Regions from separate parts of the Mus musculus genome. Here regions 1 and 2 are each linked to region 3. The links are chromatin loops, found by intact Hi-C in ENCODE. Cell type or tissue: heart. All regions are shown on one strand. Links, peaks and the distances in the headings refer to the core of each region. The heading gives the core; the rest is flanking DNA.

Region 1 (6,563 bases), core at 884-5,883, 48 kb after region 3:
GCGTACCAATACCACCCAGTGTCATCCTCTGTCTATTGGGTCCTTCTTAACACCATGCGTCCTTTCACATGTTTGCCTTAGCAAAACATCCTTTTACCTGTGTCTGCTTCAGCGAAACGTTCTTTGACATAACTGACTTTCCAAAGACACCAGAATTGCCCACTTCATAATTCTTTCTCTTTTCCTGATCTTTCTTGGTTACTTTCTTTTGGCCTTTTCATAGGGCCACAAAAGGCTAACTGGGATGCACTTAATGTCGCTGTGATCAGCCACTCACAGGCTCTGAGTTTTGTTCTTAAGACCTTTGGTCCTCCATGTTGCACATTGCAGTGTCCTAGTCCCGATGCTCCATGGGTGAAAACTCAAACCCACTTCCTTTTTATCATTTGCCTCATTCCCTTCCCACTCATTTCCCTTACTTTGGTCGGCATGACTTACTTAACATTTTTTTCTTTTATTGATTATTAATTATTTTATTTATTTGCATCCCAAATGTTGCTGCCCTTCTTGGTCCTATCTCCCAGAGTTCTTTCCCTCACCCCCCTTCACCCTTGAAAAGTTACCTCTCCCCCCAAACCCCCCTCCTCTGAGGCATCAAGTCTCTATAGGATTAGGCAATTCTATCCCACTAAGGCCAGACAAGGTAGCCCTCTGTTACACATGTCCTGGGGCTTTGGACCATCTCATGAATGCTCCTTGGTTGGTGGCTTAGTTTCTGTTCCTGGAAGCTTCCAGGGGTCTGGGTTAGTTGACTTCCTATGTTGTTGACTTCCAAACTGTTGATCTTCCTATGGGGACGCTGCCAGCCTCTACAGTTCCTTCAGTCCTTTCCCTAACTCTTCCATAGGGGTCACCGATCTCTGTCCAATGGTTGGCTGTAAGCATCTGCATCTGTCTCAGGCAGCTGCTGGTGGAGCCTCTCAGAGGACAGCCATGCTAGGCTCCTGTCTGCAAGCACAACATAGCATCAGTAGTAAATAGTGTCAGGGTTTGGTGCCCACCCATGAGATAGATCCCAAGGTGAGCTGGTCACTAGTCGACCATTCCTTCAGTCTCTGCTCCATTTTTGTCCTTGAATTTCCTTTAGACAGGAACAATTTTGGGTAAATTAATTTGAAGGTGGGTAAAATCTTAGCATCAAAGCTATATATTTTTGCTTTCTGTGCCTAGGTGCCTGAATGAGAAAAGGCTTTTTCACCATTTTTTCCTTGTAAGAACATTTCCTTCAATCTACCAGTTGTTTTTGAGTATGTGGGGTGAACCTTTATTTGGGTTATTATTCGTGGTTTGTACATTAGTTACTTATATGGAAATGGTTGAAGAACCGGTGACTCAGAAGGAATTACCCAGTACTGAGGATGTTTACAGAGCCTGCTTCCCGGGGAGGTGATGGGCAAACAGCCTTTCTTCACCTGATCCCCTTACCCAGACAAGTACCACAGAGGTCCCCCATGAAAACCAGCCAAGGCCAGTATGAGACAGCCACTCTCTTCTTCTCAAGGGATTCTCTCTCTCTCTCTCTCTCTCTCTCTCTCTCTCTCTCTCTCTCTCTCTCCCTCCCTCCCTCCCTCCCTCCCTCCCTCCCTCTCTCTCTCTCTCTCTGTAAATTATTTCCAAAGTAAATTTGAGTCTTATCTTTCTTTCCAGTAAGTACCTAACTTCTGGTATCCAGACTGCTTACAGTTGACTTTTTCTGCCTCACACTGAGCTGGATTAAATCAACTTGGTCTTTTTGTGCCGCGTGAGCCTGCTCCTATGGAAGATTCACCTTGAAAACCCCCTTTGTAAAAGTGCCGTTTGGATGCTTCCTGTGCTACTCCCAGAGGAAGTGTGAGCTTTAGCAGGGATTGAGCAAAAAGGAAGAGAACTGTTCACCTCACCTCACCTCTCCTTAGCCCCAGGTGCTGCCAGCAGCTTAGCCTGATTCACACACACCTCAGGCCGATCCTTTTTGTCCAGGATTTTAAAACACTCATGTTATGGGTCATCTTTCCCCAGTTTATCTCATGCTATGTTACCGCATAATTAAACACATTTCTTTAGGTCAGGCCTTTTGACAAATTACTATATATTTGAAAACTCTGGTTCCCCAATGAAGGGAGAATAAATGCCTATCACATGGAACTCAGAACAGTTTTCAAATGGGGTCTCCTAGGGAATTTCAGAGGCATGCGTTCTAAGTTAGTGACAGGTATGTTCTGTTTGTGTGGAAAATTAGCTCTTCATTTGCTTTCTCTGGAGTCCTTTGGAGGGACTCCAAAGTCTGGGACGGTGTGCAGGGAGAGTGTACGTGACGTACAGCTAATGTCTAACTGGCAAACCAGCAAATATTTATGAAGTCTTATTTATGTGCCCTGTGCTGACCTCTTGTTCCTAGGAACCAACAAGAGGAAGGCATTTTCAGTGAGCTACTGTACTAGAGAGAGAGGGCACCTAAGCATGACATCAGCTGCACTGTAGAAACAGATCCACTGGGGATTTAGGCGAAGGGCTGTGTGAATACAGACGTATAGGACTGGGAGCCTTTTACGTCAATTCAAGTGACGGATGACGGGGAGTCACTCAGCAGAGCCTTCTAGGCAGATTTCCAATTTGATTTTTAAGATAAGCTGAGGGTTGTCTGCATCTGTGAGTTCCAGGAAAGTAGACAGTATCAGCAGTTCAGAGTCTCATTGTGCTTAAAAGCCAAGATCAAGGTGATGTTGCCAGAATATCCAAGGAAGATGACATCATCGGTATTCAGGTGCTCTGTGCATAGCGGAGGAGCTAGAGATAAGAGCTGAGGCCGAATTAAAGAAGTTCAAGGTGATATTGACCAGAAGAGGGACATGACAATATCCACTGTATGGCATGTCGCCTCTGCTGGTGGATGAAGGTCAGATTTAGTTAGTTCGGTTGTTTGAGTCAGGTGTCTCTCTGAAGAGCAGGCTGGCCTGGAACTCATATACAACCCAAGATGACCTTAAGTCTATGCTGCAATCCTCTTGCCTCCACCTTTGCAGGAAGCCCTGTGCCCAACTTGAAGATCAGATTTGAAGGGGGCATGAATAGAGGCAGGTGGGGGGCAGGAGCTCACTGATGTAGCTTCTCTTGGAATAGATGAGGGTCTGTTCTGAATACTTGTAGCTGCATTTCAGAGACATAGCTGAGGTCACATGCTGAGTACAGCCCCTGGAAGGAAGGTGGAGAATAAAGGAAAATAATTTAGGTTCCCACTGCACACACTCAGGCGATGATGAATCTTTTCACTGTGTTGGAGAACAGTTTTTGAAGTTTCTCAAGGACTGGCTTCGTGTGGAATTACTTAGGCAAGAGAGAGGCTGACACACACAGGAGGGTTTTAGAGAGCGTGGAGCAGCAGTCAATGTAAGGTCCATTTTGGTTGTGCAACCTGATCAATGACCCCTGTGTTTCTCAGGGCAAGAGTGGTTGGTAGAGAAGTGGTGGATGTGGGAAGGGGTGTTTTGGAAGTACTGTATCAAGAGGTTGACTTAGGAAAGAAGAAAAGGGCCATGACTGACTGGGAGGGAAGACTGAGTTTTGCTTTGCTCTATTTTCCTTCAGGACTTGAGGAAAATAGTTTGAGAATGATGATCCAAGACAGAGATGATCAATATAGGGTGTTTCCTTCTTAGTCACACAAGAAGGAAGAAAGTAGAGAGTGGACTGTGAGATGAACTTGGAGCCAGATAGGAGAGAAATGAAACCTTGATTTCCTTAAAAAATGGGGAAGTTTTCTGAAAGAGAAGAGAGACTCCTTATGGGGCTGAGGACACTTGTGAAGATGAAGTGATGCCACCCTGAAAAGTGGAAGTGGCACTGGGGACAGAAAAGGTTTCATAGGTAGTGACTGACCAGCCAAGGCTGAGATCATTCTTTGGCCACAGTTTCCTGTGTAGCTGGGAAGCTCACCAGAAGTTGTGAGGAAAACAGGCAGATAGTTTGATGCAGGGCTACAGACTGGGAAAGAATGCAACAAATGTAATTAGCTTAGGTAAGAAGGCTGGAGTTAATTTTTGACCAAGGTACTAAAAGATAAGCCAGTGGATGTGTGTGGGGTGGGGATGGGAGAGGGATCGTGGCTGTAATCGAACACACTCAGGAGGCTGAGGCAGAAAAATCACTGTGTGCGCAAGGCCAGTGTGGACCGTATAGTAAGAAACTGTTTCAGAAACAAAACCCTAATCGAATTGCAAACAAACCAGCTAGTAACCAACAAACTCTGAAGGAGAAAGAGTTGCTATCACTTTCTGTGACATTTATAAATATGAAATGCATATTTTCTGTTGGGTTAAATGTCAGCCTTCAGCCTTATCCTGATAGTTGTATAGTTTGCTTTTTTTAAAAAAAATAAGACCTTCAATACACACATACTCACACATATGGAGTTTAATGTGCCATTTTATATTTTGTATGCACTTATCTTGTTCTCCATTTACTATAGTAGCAAACCAGAATCAAACATTTATAGTTAGACCAATAGTATTGTGTAAATGCTGCAATTAAATAAATTAAAAATTTTAAATGCAAAGCTTGAATGATGTTCCTAACCCACGTTATTTATTTATTTATTTATTTATTTATTTATTTATTTATTTATTATATTTGCATGTAAATAATTTGCGCAACTTTCTGTTAGGTATCTGCTATAAGCAGGCCCAGTAGTATTGACTTATATTGTCGGATCAGCTCTCCGGATGAGAAGGACCACGGAAACATTCATTAACACTGAACGTTTCTGCAGTGGTTGCTTTTCTTGCCTTGTCTGCATCCTCTGCCGGGGAGTTTCATGAACTCTGAGAGAGTCCAATTTTAATCCCTTAAGGAAGCCATCTGTGAAGCATGGATGCCCACGGACTTCTGAAGCCTTGGCATTCTCATGCATGGTGTGCAATAGACCCCAAAGCAATAGCAGGCTCAGGAACAGACTAGAATGGAGGCCATGTGTCCCAAACCACCCTTTAACCCTGTTGACGTTTCCCTCAATTTTATACTGCTAACTACTGACTGTAAAGGGCGTGGATCTTCTCCTAACAGCTATCTGTCTTTTACATCTCCATGGCATAGCTACACATTTGCAATTTTTCTCTTACCTCCCATCCCTAGTTTAACTCATCTGATTTAAAAAATAATTCGCAGGGCAAAGAAAGATGGCCCAGTGGACAAACATTCTTGCCTCTAGGCCTGACAAACTGAGTTCAAAACCCAGGTGATGGAAGGAGAGAACTAACTTCCTTAAGTTGTCCTCTGATCTCCAAAGGTGTGCTATGGCACATGCATGCACACACACAAAACAAAGGGGCCTAGTTGGAGCATGGGACATGACCTCACCCCACGTCAACACACACAGAGACACAGACACACTCCCTGGAGTACCAGAGTGCTTCTCTTTCTTTAAAGTTTTGAAGGGGATAGTGGACGTTACGAGCTGGTGTGTTAGGTCAGAGGCCTGACCTTTCCCTCCCTCCCTGGTATGTATATATTCAGGCGTCTTACTAATGCTTACAAATGTCCATTTCTGTGATTCACTATAGTGCTATTGATGACACCAAACTGGCTGTATCTTCAGAGTCTCCCTGGACTCATCTTAAGATGAAAACATGAAGGTTTTTCCAAAGACTGTTAAGATGAAAGTTAATTAAAACTAAGTTAGAGTATCAATCTCAGACAAGTAGCTGATGAGATGAAAGATATGTTAACCTGCTTCACAGACAATAGCGCTATTAGGCAGCACATTTATAACCTGGACAGTTCTTCATCTGTAAGTAATTGCCTTGTAATGTTTGCGTCCTTTATCTGGAGACCTTCATGTGTTCTGAAAGGATGCCATTATATTCCCTTTAGCAAAGCAGATGAGCAGATGGCTTCCACATCTGCAAAAATGTGTTCTAGAGATAAAATAACTTGCTTAAGGTCGTATTACCAATCAGTGGTGGAATCAAATTAATAGTGTTTGGACCTGCAGCTTTCTCAAGTAGATTCTGGTGACACTGTAAGCCCAGTTCTGTCAGCAGGAATGGAATCTGCTCCGAGGGAAGGCTGAGGCTCTGCCCTGTGATAAGAAGGAACCAGCCCTTTTCTGTTGCATTTGAAACCTTCAGGAGCCTCTCATTTGGGTCTCAGTGCCCAAGCTCCATGGGTTCACAGAGACAGACTCGGTGAAGCATCTAGGGGAACTCAGGGGAAGGCAAACAGATGACAGCCAGAATTCTGGTGCATAGAAAGTCACAAAAGGAATACACCCCTTTTCTGCACCCACCCATAAAGCCTCACCTATTCCCAAAGGTGATTTACTTGTTTGTTTTTGCTTTTTGGGACAGGGTTTCTCTGTGCAGCCCTGGCTGTCCTGGAACTCTCTGTAGACCACTCTGGCCTTGAACTCATATAGATCTGCCTGCCTCTGGATCTTGGGTGCTGAGATCAAAGTTGTGTGCCACCACCACCCAGTAAGGGTGACTATTTTTAAATGTTACTCTTTGCCATGTAGAAATAGCAATTCCCTTTTCCATATCCAGATAGCCCTTCGTGTACTCCAAACTTTCAATACATACAAGTGTATTTAT
Region 2 (6,563 bases), core at 540-5,539, 110 kb after region 3:
TATTTTTTAATTTAATTTTAGTGTTTTATTTATTCACTTTGCATCCTGCTCACAGCCTACCTCCTGGTCACCCCCTCCCACAATCCTTCCCTCATCTCCCCTCCCCTTCTTCTCTGAGCCTGTGGGAGGACCCCCTAGGTTTTCCCCTACCCCCACCCTGGTACTTCAAGTCTGTGCGAGGCTTCCTCTCCTACTGAGGCCAGACAAGGCAGCCCAGCTAGTAGAATATATCCTACATACAGGCAATGGCTTTTGGGATAGCCCCTGTTCTAGTTGATTAGTTTTTATAAAGTAGTTTTGAAACATTAAACCATAAAGTGTTAGAAAAGGGTCCCGAGGTATCTGGGTCTTGCTTGACCATAATCTACCCCTGAAGCTCTGTCCCTAGTCTTTTGCAATGTGGAGATTTTATGAGATGGTTTCTAATCCACAGTAGTGACTCAATTGACCTCGGTCACCTTCACTGCGCGCCCTGTCTTCCTTATTCTAGATTAAACCCTAGGACGAGCATCCTCAATGGCTTCCCCGGGAGGGCGCTGTGAACTGGAACTGGGGAAGGGTTAGGAGAGTCTGTGGTAAGAAACCGCAGAAGCCCGGGGAGGGGAGGAATGCTGTTATATAACTTGCCCAAATCGCTCTGCAGATCAGCTGACAGGGCTTGGTAGAGGTTATCCATAAAACAGAATTACAAGGCACTTCCAAACCTAGATCTGGCACGGCAGCCAGAGTCACAGTATACACTGACTCCACAGGCCTGGGAGCTTTGGGGCTTTGGTTAGCTCAGGCATGTTATAAATCTGCACAAGTGGAAAAAAACAAAAAACGATGTCTCTCTGGCTGGCCCCCCGAATAACTGTCCCCGAGAGGCCTAGGAAAGCAAAGCTTCCCTTGCAAAAATCCTTAATCATCTCTCTCAAATATGAGTTTTCCACGCAGCTGCAGAGATGAGGACCTGGGAGAGACCAAGGAGAACAGAGCATTCCTAGACATTTCCTGGCCCTGGGGATAGAGTGTTGAATGAATAGCTACAATGTGTCTCCCACATGCCTGCTAAAATGCTTACAGTTTCCCAGGGTTTGTCTGTGCTCTGGACTTGATGAACGTTTTGCCAGCGAATTGGATAGGCACAAAGAAGGCAAATCTAGCAGTTTTCCTGGCTCTTGGGTGAAAGAGGGTATGGGGCAGAATTCCAGTTTTGAAATGGTGTGTCAGGTGGGGCTGGTCTCAGCGAGTTGCCACTTAATAGGGATAAGCTTTAAAAGCTGGCCTGATCTCAAAAGTAGAAGTGCAAGTCAGGGGACGCTTAGGTTGGCAAGCATCTCATATGAGAAGAAGTTTATGGATTTGATTGGATTAAAAGAAATGTGTGAGTCACCCGGATGCTGTGGCCACATTAAAGAAGAAACCAGAAAGGGGCAGAGAGTATCACGTGTTTTGTGGTGGGTGCTAGGACGAAGAGTGTGATACCTTAGAGCCCATCAGGGGGGGAGAAAAGAAGGGTAAAAGTAGAAAGATCCAAAGGTAAACAAGTTGTTTAAAGAGGAGTTGAGGGAAAGTTAGTCCACTCTGTGGGTACCTGGGAATCAGCCCAGCTATGGAAGAGGAGTAATGAGAACTAATTTACTCTCAGAGACAAAGTGGATGGTGTGTGTATGTGTGTGTGTGTGTGTGTAAACATAGTGGCTCAAAAGAAGTGGTAAACATTTAAATTTTCAAATAATTAGAGTAGTTCTGGAATGGAAAAGAACCATTTCATTAAATTCTGAACTTTCTGTCACTAGATCTATTTGAGCCAAGGCTGGCCTTCTGAAGGTTCTCAACACTGAAAACCTCACGGTCAGTGAGCATTGAGATCACTCCTGATTCTCATAGTCTATGGTTTAAATAGCCGTGAATGCCAAGGCCACGCAGGACACACCCCTTGGCTCTGACTCTGGCCAGCTGTGTGACCTTCAGCTAAGACATGAACTCCCCCCCCCCCATTTTCTCCATCTGGCTTTAACAGATGCCTCAGTTGCTCCCCTGCACACCCGGCCCCCTGTGGAGTCTTTAAGTTAGACCATGTGGGAAAAGGAAATTCTGGCCCGCTTGCTACCTGCCCTAAGTCTTCCTGCAGAGGGAAAGCTTTGCGGAAGAGCAGGAAGTTCCCGAAGGCCACCGAACTAAAAACCCTCAGATTGCTTATTGGCAGGAGAGAGGGTAGTTAAGAAGGTACAGTGTGTTCCCCTGAGACCTCCTCACAGGATGCTGATGAAGTAACGGGTAATCTGCTTTCTCTCAAGCACCTGTAATGAGTTCAGCTCTGCCTCTGCAAACAACCGAGGAGGAACAATGGAGGTCGGATTACCTCAGCACAGCACTCCTCTGTCTTTGGCAGACTTCATTCTGTTTGCTTACTGAGCTGGCGATGGTCTTCTGAGTTTTGCTCCTCATCACCAGAGCAGACACTCACAGAGAAACTTACCCTGTGGCACATCTCTTCTCCAAGTTTTTTCTTTGTTTGTTTTTTTTTTTCTCCATAAATCAATTTGTTTAATTAGCTTATAAGCTGAAAAAAAATCTAATAACAGATTGGCAAATTAGATCTGTCTCCCACTATCCAAGAGGGGAATTTAAGATTTCATTTGTCCTAATGGTGAGAGCTCTCTGTCTCCGGATTCCATTGCTGACTGACTGTGACTTCTTCTGTGGGCGCCTAGTTCCTTATCCCTTTCTTCTCTGCCTGAGGCGAGGCTCTTCATTCCTGCACCATCGCATGCTCACTTCCTGACACCCCTTCTTTGACTTTTGTCAAGCTAATATCATTGTCTCCAAATTCTATTTTCTTCCCCCCTCCCACCCCATATCTTTAGTGCTACACTTGTCCATGCACAGGCCAGCTTGTTTGGACATAGACATAGCCGGCTGTGGACAGGATATAAACTCTCTCCTCCAGTTTCTGAGGTCAGCTGAACTGCTCATAAAGCACCAAGGAACTGAAACCCTCGCTCCTTGGCTGGCAGCTCTGGCCATACCCACCCCATCCGCATCCACAGTCACATTTTTTCCCCTCTCTGTTTCCGTAGATTGGAAATGAAAACAGCTGTTAAAAATAAGAGTGCATGAGTCATCTGGAATCTCCACGTGGTAATTACAGTTTCCATCTCGCCCTGTCCAGTCCTTCCCAGTGTGCCGAGCCCCGTATCACAGTCCCACTGTGGGGAGAACACACTGTGGGGAAAGCAAAAATTTTAAGGACCACCTTAATTTTCGTTTTCTAATCCTCTGAGGTTAAACACTGAGTGGGTTGCCAAGCCAAGAAAAATAACACGAAAGAAGATACTTCAATTAGAAAACTCGATTTGTGGGACGGGCCATTTTCCCAGTTTTTTCCATTTTGAGCAAGTCTCTGTGTCGATGTTGATGAGAGGCCAGTTCTTCTGTAATGTGGAAGGTGTCCTAGGATTGCTTCCTGGTACTCTCACTATGGAGAGTGTTTAGCTCTTGTAGACGCTATGCCCGAAACTGAGTTTTCTCTTTTAAGCGCCTGCTGCTTTATAATCTAGAAAACCTCAAAGGAGGTAATCCATAACCTGCTAGCTGATCGTCACCTGCCAAGGCCGACTGATTCTCTTAAGTTACGCCCAGTCAGCCATTTAACGTTGACTGAGTAATTCTGATGGTCTAAAGCTATGATGCCGCCTCTCCCTGCAGTGACCCTGCTGCCTACATTCTAATAGAGCCCCCACACACAGATTATAAATTATCTGTAGATTATAGTTATCTGTAGATTATAGTTTCTAGCAAGAGAGCTGTGTGCCCTATTGCAGTGGAGGCTTGCTGTTTACCCCTTCATTTTCCCTTTCTAGGTATGGATTTCTTGACAATTTGATTAGGTGTGTGTGTGTGTGTGTGTGTGTGTGTGTGTGTGTTTACTGGGCATGAAACTTACCAAACTTAAGACCAATGCATGCTAAGTGCACACTCTACCACAGTGAGCTCTACTCCCGAAAGTGCCTGGTTAGATTTTTTTTAAATTACATTTATTTGCCGATTTATTGGATGTATATGTGTGAATGTGTATGTGCCATGGCATAGGTCAGAGGACAGCGTGCAGGAGTTGGTTCTTTCTTTCAACTGTGCAAGTCCCAGGAATTGAACTCAGGCCGTCAAGGTTACCAGTGAACACCTTTATTAGTGTTCTCCACTGCGGCTCGAGACCCGCTCTGCAAACCTCTGTCTCCAAAAATAACTACCTTACAGTTCATAACAGTGGCAAAATCACAGTTATGAAGTAGCAACAAAAATAAATTTAAGGTTGGGGGGGTCGCACACCATGAGGGACTGCATTAAAGGGTCGCAGCATTAGGAAGGTTGAGAAACACCGCTTTCTAAACCATCTTGCGGGTCCAAGATTATTTTTGAGTTCATTTTCCACATCGAAACCTCTATCATTCTGTTATCATTTCCTTCTCTGAGAGCTAGCTTTAGCTGGAGCGATGGCTCATCCACTGAGGAGGCTGGGGCAGGATTGTGAGTTCTAGGCCAGCCTGCACTAGGTAGTCAGGATGCTGGGCTACAGGAGGAGTCCCTCGGCAAACCTGAAGCTAAAGAAAGAAGGCCACAAGCTAGTTTTACGAAGGAAGACACATAATGTTCTGGGGGTTTTGTGTTTTGTTTTGTTTTGGTTTTGGTTTTGGTTTTGCGGGGTAGGAGGGGTTCGAGACAGGATCTCTCTGTGTAACAGCCCTGGCTGTCCTAGAACTTGCTTTGTAGGTCAGGCTGGCCTGGAACTCACAGAGATCTGCCTGCCTCTACCTCCTTAGTGCTGGGATTAAAGGTGTGTGCCACTACCACCTGGCAGGAAGACGCACAATGTGGCTTTCAGAATTCCAGGCAGGTTCCTCAGCCCCAGCTGCCGTCTCCAAACCTTAAATCCCACCACTATACAGACAGTCACTCCTTTCTGGTGATGTGTTATTTCTCAGATGCAGGAACAAACTCATCAAGGTGGGATGCAGAGTCAGACACCTACCCAGTTCTCAGCGGGACCCTCCACTCACTAGCTGTGTGACCATAGGCAGTTAATTCTGCTTTCTCTACCTTGTCAGACTCATCTGTCAGATGAGGTGATAACGATACTTCCCTCTGGAATTTCTGTCAGTTCTCAATGAAATGGGTGATGTCCTTAAATAAACGGCATCTTGCTATGTGCCAGCTATTGCCATTTTCATACGCATGAATTAGCAGACTATGTAGACACTAGCTACTTTTGACAGAGAGGGCTGACATCAGCTCACAAAGAAACTGGACTTTAGTTTGGGCTCAGCTGCATCACAACAGATGACTCATAGGAGAGGTTTCTTATTGGTGGCATGCAGTCCTTGGATGCCCAGGGACAGAGTTTGAGGCGAGGCAGGGAGGGAGAAACAGGGAGGTGTAGGGGGAGAGAGGGGGAAGTAATGACGGTCCCCACCACTTCCTTCAGTAAGTGATGGGATTCTTGGAGGGAGAGTAAGCATTGTGGTAGACACTTACAAATGAGCTCCTACCAGACTGCCTGCTTACTGTCCTGTGTTCTCGTGCCTTATGATAGAGAATTGGCCCGTCATACTTGAAGAACCACAGAAGAATGCAAAATAACATGTCTTTATGAAGTGCCCCTTTTCTTTCTTTTAGATTACATGAAGCAGACAACATTTGAAGCCCAAGCCTTTTTAGAAGCTGTGCAGTTCTTCCGGCAGGAGAAGGGTCACTACGGCTCATGGGAAATGACCACCGGGGATGAAGTCCAGGTACTATGGGCCTCGGAGCTGTGGATCCTCTCTCATCTGTGTGACAGGGGTCAAGGCCATATAATGAAAGTTGCACAAATAGAGGATGTGGTTTCCAAGGCATTTCCCTGAGCTGTCTAAAAGCGTTGAGTCAATGAGCTATAGTTCACATGAAGACTACCAGCCCTGGCCTTCAGGAGGACAGCCCACAGTGCTTAGTTAGGTCGCAAAGTCTGTGAGAGCAGTTTGTTTACAATGCTAGGAGTGTCTTTTGTTGTTTTGGTTATGAGCCAAAGGGCTCTGTGTCGAGTGTGTTCTTACACGTCCACACATGTACTTGTATATTTCCAACCCGAGAACACTTTAGAATTTCAAACAATTCTTAGTGTCCGATAGTTTGCGGAAGTGGATCCATTTAAGACTTTGAGAAGTTGAAATATTTACAATACTTTAATGCACCAAAGAAAACCCAAAGCATAAGAAACAGAAATAAACTGCCTGGCCTAGCAAGTAGACAACATACTTAATATTTAACAGATATTTAATACAGAGACCTGTATTAAAATGTTCCTGTGTGGTATTGTGTAATGTTCAAACCCTAAGCGTGTCTTGGCAGTCTTGCAGAGTGGAAAGGACAGTGTGCACGAGGGAACTGGGAGGCACAGAACAGCTAAGTGACTTATGCAGTCAGCAACGTTATTTCATCTCCTGCCTAGGCCACTTGCTTCGTATTTTCCTCCACTTAAAATCTTTAATTTATTTTTATTTTAAATGTATTAGTATTTTGCCTGCATGTGTGTCTGTGTGAGA
Region 3 (6,563 bases), core at 662-5,661:
GTTGGTTTTTTGTTTGTTTGTTTGTATGTTTGTTGTTGTTTTGAGACTGTTTCTCTGTGTAGCCCTAGCTGTCCTGGAACCTGTTCTGTAGACCAGGCTGGCCTTGAAATCAGAGATTCGCCTGCCTCTGCCTGTCCCTCCTGAGTCCTGGGAGTAAACACTCACACCACCATGGCTGGTGTTTAGGGAGGGTTCAGGCGAAGTCTCTCGGTGTTGTTAGCTTTTCTTCTCTTTTCTTTTTTCTTTCCTTTTATTCTCCTTATTTCCTTCCTCCTTTCTTTTTCTTTTTTTCTCTCTCTCTCTTTTTGATACTGCTTTTCATGTAGCTCAAGCTGGCCTCCGACTCTCCATGTAGCCCACTCCTCCAGCGTTCGTTCGCCTCCCAGAGTGCAGGAATTGCAGATACGCACTGGCACACCTTGTTTGTGAGATGCTGAGGTGCAAACCCAGAGCTCCAGGAATGCTACTAGCAGCACTCTGTTCATGAGCCTGAAGATGTTAGCCTGTGAGAGTTGAATGAATGAGGCACCCAGAGAGGAAAACTGAGCAAGTGGTTCACCTTGGCATAGGGGAGCGAGCAGGGCAGGGGCTGGAACCTAGAGAGCAGAGACAGAAACGCTGGTAAATGAGAGGGGAAGCCCCCCACCCCTCAGGCTATAATAGACCCTTGGCTTTTCCTTTGAAGCCCGGAGCCGGGTTAGACTGTTGTGAGGCTTAATGTGAGAAACGAGGGCAGTGGAGATGGTAAGAATTCCCTGGACGTTGGACATATTTTGAAATTAGACTCGACAGGATTTTACTGATGATCTAGTGTACAGGGTGCGAGAGACTCGGTGTGTGAGCTGTGAGAAATATGTGTTAAAGTTCTGGTGAATTAACTTTAGAGGCAGCTGTGGAGAAGCCTTAAAGTCCTCTTTAGGCCTGGTTAAGTTGATAGGAATTGTAAAACTCCTGGCCACTAAGAACAGAAAGAAATCAGGATGACCCCTCTGCCCAGGGTGTTCTTGCCTGAGGCGGCCAAGCTGAAGAGATAGTGGCCTTGCATACGAGAAACCACGTGGTAAGAAGACTTGAAGGTTAAGGTGTCAGGACAGACTCCCTGGAGTCGTAGGCAGGTTCAGGGCTTACTTAGTGTGTGGAACCGGCCTTGGCTTCTCCCATTTCTCTCCCCTGCTTCCCCTTCAGTTCCCATCTCTCAAATCCAAGTGCTTGGTTACAAGAAGCTTTGACTCTCCAAGGTTCCCATACTTCCGTGCAAGGGAATTCCGGAGGTGGGGATGCGGATGGGAGTGGGGGATCTGTGGACAGGTGGCTGGAGAACAGGAAGGGGAAGGGCTCCTGACCTCCACCTGGTGGGACTGTAAATCTCCATCTGGGAGAAGTTACAGTCACATGGAAGAAGTCCGCTCTCTCCACTCCCTCCACGATGGGTCTGGGCTGTCCCCAAACTGGTGAAAAGTCAGTCTCGAGAAGGAGGAAAGTATTTTTACTATGGTTACTCCCTGGAGTTCCTAGGACAGCCCCCGGGGTTCCAGCGCAGCGAGGGCGGGAAGACAGCCCCCGGGCCAGCCCACACATCTTCCGAGGGCGCGGGCCTGGAGGAGGCGCCCGGGCCGGCGACGCCTCTCAAGGAAGTTGGCCCTTTAATTACAGAGCCAGTTCCCTGACACATCCACCTTCAGCGGCAAGCAGCAGGCGCAGTTGGTGTCAGTCCTCTGCCTCCCGTGCAGCACCGCGGCCATGGGCGGCTCAGCTTCCAGCCAGCTGGACGAGGGCAAGTGCGCCTACATCCGAGGTACGGCGGCCAGGGCGGCAGGGTGGCGCAGAGCCAGGGCTAGCCTGGTCACCTGCACGCTGATCTTCCGAGGGAGCACTGGCTAGCTGGTGCTACCGGCGGGCGTTGGGCTCCTAGACTTGCGCTCGCCTCCGGGAGCGGAGCCCCGGTGTCCTGTTTCAAGCACCCGCGACTCAGGTGGGGTAGAGAGTAGGGACGGGATGATGCAGGACACACGTGAGAGGCAGGTACTCCCAGGGTGGCTGGAGAGAACTTTGTTGGTGCCCCCTCGCACTCCACCCCTCCTGCCCCCGCCCTGTGCCCCTCCAGCCTCAGAATCTGTTCCTTCCCTGCTGGGGAGACATCTTTCTTGTTTGTACTTGGCTCTGAGTAATTTCCAAAGGTTAGAGGTTTACTGGGGTTATCCCCTCGAGTTTTGAGATTTCCTTAGTGGTAGTGGTGGGGAGTTCCTGGGCTATCAGAATTTCCCTCCGGGTCATATTGGCCTGGTTTTGTAAAGTGCAGCGCAGGCCACACCTTCTCCTGAACTTCACACCAATTGCAGGGCGATTTCATCAGAAGCAGAAAGGATGAAATCTTTACCTTTTCAGGTTGGATGGTTCCCTTCCTTCCCCTGAGAGGGAGGAAAACAAAAGGGGAAGCTCGGAGTGTTTTTGCAACAGTTGTTAAAGCTATAGATGGGGAGAAACATCTTTTTAGGAGATCTTGACCTACGGAGTGATTCAGTAAGAGAGAGACAGGCAGAAGAAACCAAAACTCGGTGGCACAGAAACTGCAGGAAATCCAGAGTTCTTATCTTTCGTTGTGTTTGGTTCTTACCCCACCCACCCTAATCTTGCCCTCAGCCACAGACATTCAGCTAGCTATGAATTTAGTGCCCCACTCCTGGCTTCCCAAGTACTTTGAAAAGTATGTATTAAAGGAGGGCTACTGATTTCTTTGAGTTAATTTTATATGCAGCCACTTTGCAGAATTTATCAGCTGTAGGAGTTCTCTGGTAGATTTTGGGGTCATTTATGTATATTATGATATCATCCAAAAATAGCGATACTTTGACTTCTTCCTTTCCGATTTGTATCCGCTTGATAATTTTTAGCTGTCTTATTGCTCTGGCTAGAACTTGCAGTACTATACTGAATAGATAGGGAGAGAGTGAGCAGCCTTTACTTTGTTATGCTTGCAAACTGGAGTCTAGCATGATTGTCCTCTTAGAGGCTCCAACCAGCAGCTGACTCATACAGATGCAGACACCCACAGCCAAACAGTGGATGGGGCTTGGGGACTCGTATAGAAGAAGAGGAGGAAGGATTGCTGCCCTGAAGGGAATAGGAACTCCACAGGAAGACCAACAGAGTCAACTAACCTGGACTCTTAGGGTTCTCAGAGACTGAACTACCAGCCAAAGAATATACACAGGCTGGACCTAGGCCTCCCTGCACATATGTAGCAGATGTGTAGTTTGGTCTCCACGTGGTTCCCAAACAACTGGAAGGGGGTTATCCCAAAAGCTGCCCATGGGATGTGTTCTTCTAGCTGGGCTGCCTTCAGTGGGAAAGGATGTGCCTGGCCTCGAAGAGACTTTATGTGCCAGGGTAGGGGTGTACCCAGGGGGCCTCCACCCACTCAGAGGAGAAGGGGAGGGGTTCGGGGGAAAGCATTGTGGGAGGGGGTGACTGGGATGGGGCCAGTGAATAGGATGTAAAGTGAATTTTTAAAAAGTATGTATTAAGCTCCAAGTTTTACTTTAACTTTTTAGAAGAAACAGTGAACTTTTTCCTGATGCCCCTTTCTGGCCCTTAAGATTATATCTAAAAGAAATACATTTATTCATTTATTAATTCTGTATTTGTTGTCAGTCATAGTGTTTCAAAACCTTTTTAAAGGGTGCCATATAAAGGCAGATTCAAGGCAGGAGCTATAATTGATTTTCCAGATTCTTGCTTCTGCTCACTTCGGGACAGGGAGTTATCAGTGTGAGGGGACAAGCTCAGTCACTTGTCCCTCAGTGGTGGTCTTGGCCCTCTGCACAGGGAGAAAAGATGGAGATTTTATTTAAGACTAAGCCTGCTAATTTTACTCTTCACTGTTCACCCCCCCCTCCCCCCCCGTGCTGGGCTCAGAGATGACACAGAACACTAACAAGGGGCTTGCATTAGCCCGTGAGCAAAATTGTGTTTGTGACGTTTATAAGATGTTTCACTGCATAGTGAGAAGCACTGAAAGTTGATGCATAGCCAGTTACAAGTATCAGGATCCCTGGCAAGGTTGGTGATGAGCTGCCTTGCAGGCCTGGTTCACACACCTCAAGGTCATGACCTTTGTTATGATTTGATGCAAGTATTGTACTCAAATAAGGAAAAGTGTTAGCCTCTTTATTCTAAAACAACATTGATAGACACACAAAAGTCACTATGTAAGGAAGATGCAATAATCGTATTTAAGTTAGTAAAACTATAGTCATTACATCCCTTAGTCTTGGATTGTTTTCTCTCTTTCTGTATTTGGAAGGGGGTTTGCATGGCATGTAAGCTGGGGAGGGAAGAAAGGAGTTAAAATACCTCCAGAGAAAATGAGCCTCTGCTTCACGGGACTGGCGGCCCTGAGCACGCCAGAAGGGAAAAGAGCCTTGGAAAAATGCATGGAGCTTGAAATTATTCCTGCATGAGCAAACAGAGATCACGGGGTTCTGATTTCCCCAGCAGTTTTGAAGCTTCAGGTCCCTAAATAAAACCATACCCCTGCATTTATCCCTCCGCCCATCCTTCAGCCCATAAATATCCTCAAGCTTTGAGTTAATTGTAAGTAAAACAATTGGAGGTTTGAAGGTCGAGTTTAAATACAGTTTTACGATCTGCTCCCCATAAAGTAGCCACAGTGAAACATACATTTGAAAGCTGCTGCTGAAGCAATAACTTTCTTTGGTCCTTGATATATACTTTGCCAGGACGTGGAATAACTAGTCCATAATTTTTTTTTTTTTTTTGGCTTTTGGAGACAGGGTTTCTCTGTATAGCCCTGGCTATCCTGGAACTCACTTTGTAGACCAGGCTGGCCTCAAACTCAGAAATCTGCCTGCCTCTGTCTCCCAAGTGCTGGGATTAAAGGCATGCGCCACCACACCCTGCTAGTCCATAAATTTTAAGCCATGCTGACTTTGTATCTGTTTGAAGAGGCTGTACTTCTAGAATGGTAACACTCTAACCATGCTGACTTTGTGTCTGTTTGAAGCGGCTGTACTTCTAGAATGGTAACACTCTAACCATGCTGACTTTGTATCTGTTTGAAGAGGCTGTACTTCTAGAATGGTAACACTCTAACCATGCTGACTTTGTGTCTGTTTGAAGAGGCTGTACTTCTAGAATGGTAACACTCTAACCATGCTGACTTTGTATCTGTTTGAAGAGGCTGTACTTCTAGAATGGTAACACTCTAACCATGCTGACTTTGTGTCTGTTTGAAGAGGCTGTACTTCTAGAAGGGTAACACTCTAACCATGCTGACTTTCAGGCTGATCCTTTAACAAGGACCATTTGATTTTGTGCCTCAAAATTTGGCATGGATGTTTTGACAGGACTTTTGTTTCTTAGAATTCAGTCAATCTTCGGGTAAAGCAAGGCCAGGTGTGTTATAGAATTACTTCATTCCGAGTGTGGCAGTTTTAAATATCACCCAATAGCCTAAAAGGGATTAATTTTCGGATGGCTTAGAGGGCTTCTAATAACTTCCCATGATGAGGCATATTTATTAATAAGCAGGGTGGAGGCTGACTTCTCCTCATGATGCCCTCTGGTAGCCTTTAGCAATTACTTCATTATTCTGTGTAAAGGAATTATATTTTCCTTTAATCAGGGATGCAGCTCATTTAGTCAGTGGTCAGCTTAAGATGTTCTTCTCTTTTTATAGCATTAAAACTTTTTATTATTATTTTGCCTGCGATGTGTGAGGATGGGTATGTCCTTGCATGCATGCTGAGGTCAGAAGGCATAGAGCTGGCCCTCTCTTTTTACCTTAACATGGGCTGCAGAGGTTGAACTCAGGTCTCCAGGCTTAAGTGACAACTGCTTTACCCCTGAGACATCTTCCTGGCCCTTTTTGTGTCATTTATAAAAAAAAAAAAAAAAAAAAAACAAGACTCCCTAAAACTGGCATTGTTAAAACTTTAGATCAGTAGTTCTCAACCTGTGGGTCTCAAACCCTTTGGGGGTTGCACATCAGATGTCCTGCACATCAGATATATTTACACTGTGACTTATCACGGCAACAAAATTACAGTTATGAAGTTGCAATGAAATAATTGCATGGTTGGGGTCACCACAATGTGAGGAACTGTGTGTTAAACGGTTGCAGTATAAGGAAGGCTGAGAACCACTGCCTTAGATGAAGCAGACAAACAACCATATCTATAATGTTTTTTTTTTCTTGTTGAAACAATAACTTTATTCCTTTTTAGAATGAAGGGTTGAGGGTTGGTGACACAGCTCACTGGGAAAGGCACTCCCTGAGGCCCTCATTCCGATTCTTAGAGTCCACCTGATGAAGAAGAGAACTGACTCTCACAAGTTATCCCTGACTTCCACATGGTACAATGCTCCCCCCACAAACCAACCAACCAACCAACCAACCAACCAACCAACCAACCAACGTAATGCAAGATTTAAAAGAAGGCCTAGGGAAATGGCCCAGCAGGTAACCATGCTGTTGCTAAGCCTGGTAACATGAGTTCAAGTCCCAGGATTCACATGGTGGAAGAAGAGAGCTAGCTCCCACA

The links. Hi-C counts contacts between places; a loop is a spot of excess contacts. Peaks named below come from ENCODE experiments on the same cell type or tissue, not always from the same donor. Only the 100,000 strongest peaks of a DNase experiment are listed, where the experiment ranks them.
Region 1: it touches region 3 in a loop (2.3-fold over the local background); 7 of 42 quality-filtered maps call a loop at or near these places.
Region 2: a loop joins it to region 3, with 2.3 times the contacts of the local background. A loop is called at or near these places in 4 of 42 quality-filtered maps.

What each region holds. Positions count from the first base shown.
Region 1 is chr1:151,617,089-151,623,651 of GRCm38, forward strand. All of the region lies in intron 1 of Niban1 (niban apoptosis regulator 1), which reads left to right. Among named protein-coding and RNA genes, the nearest start is that of Niban1, 49 kb to the left of the region's middle. In heart, for the core only: no CTCF peak of the experiment used is centred there; a DNase peak (open chromatin) is centred at 3,843.
Region 2 is chr1:151,683,861-151,690,423 of GRCm38, forward strand. Niban1 (niban apoptosis regulator 1) reads left to right here. Exons shown (of 14, transcript NM_022018.3): 6 at 5,659-5,774. Among named protein-coding and RNA genes, the nearest start is that of Gm41969, 50 kb to the right of the region's middle. In heart, for the core only: no CTCF peak of the experiment used is centred there; DNase peaks (open chromatin) are centred at 811, 2,181 and 3,141; H3K27ac peaks cover 2,278 bases.
Region 3 is chr1:151,569,790-151,576,352 of GRCm38, forward strand. It overlaps Niban1 (niban apoptosis regulator 1), which reads left to right and starts at 1,584. Exons shown (of 14, transcript NM_022018.3): 1 at 1,584-1,795. The coding sequence starts at 1,741. In heart, for the core only: a CTCF peak has its summit at 2,939; DNase peaks (open chromatin) are centred at 1,642, 3,052 and 3,332; H3K4me3 peaks cover 1,249 bases; H3K27ac peaks cover 1,157 bases; H3K27me3 peaks cover 698 bases.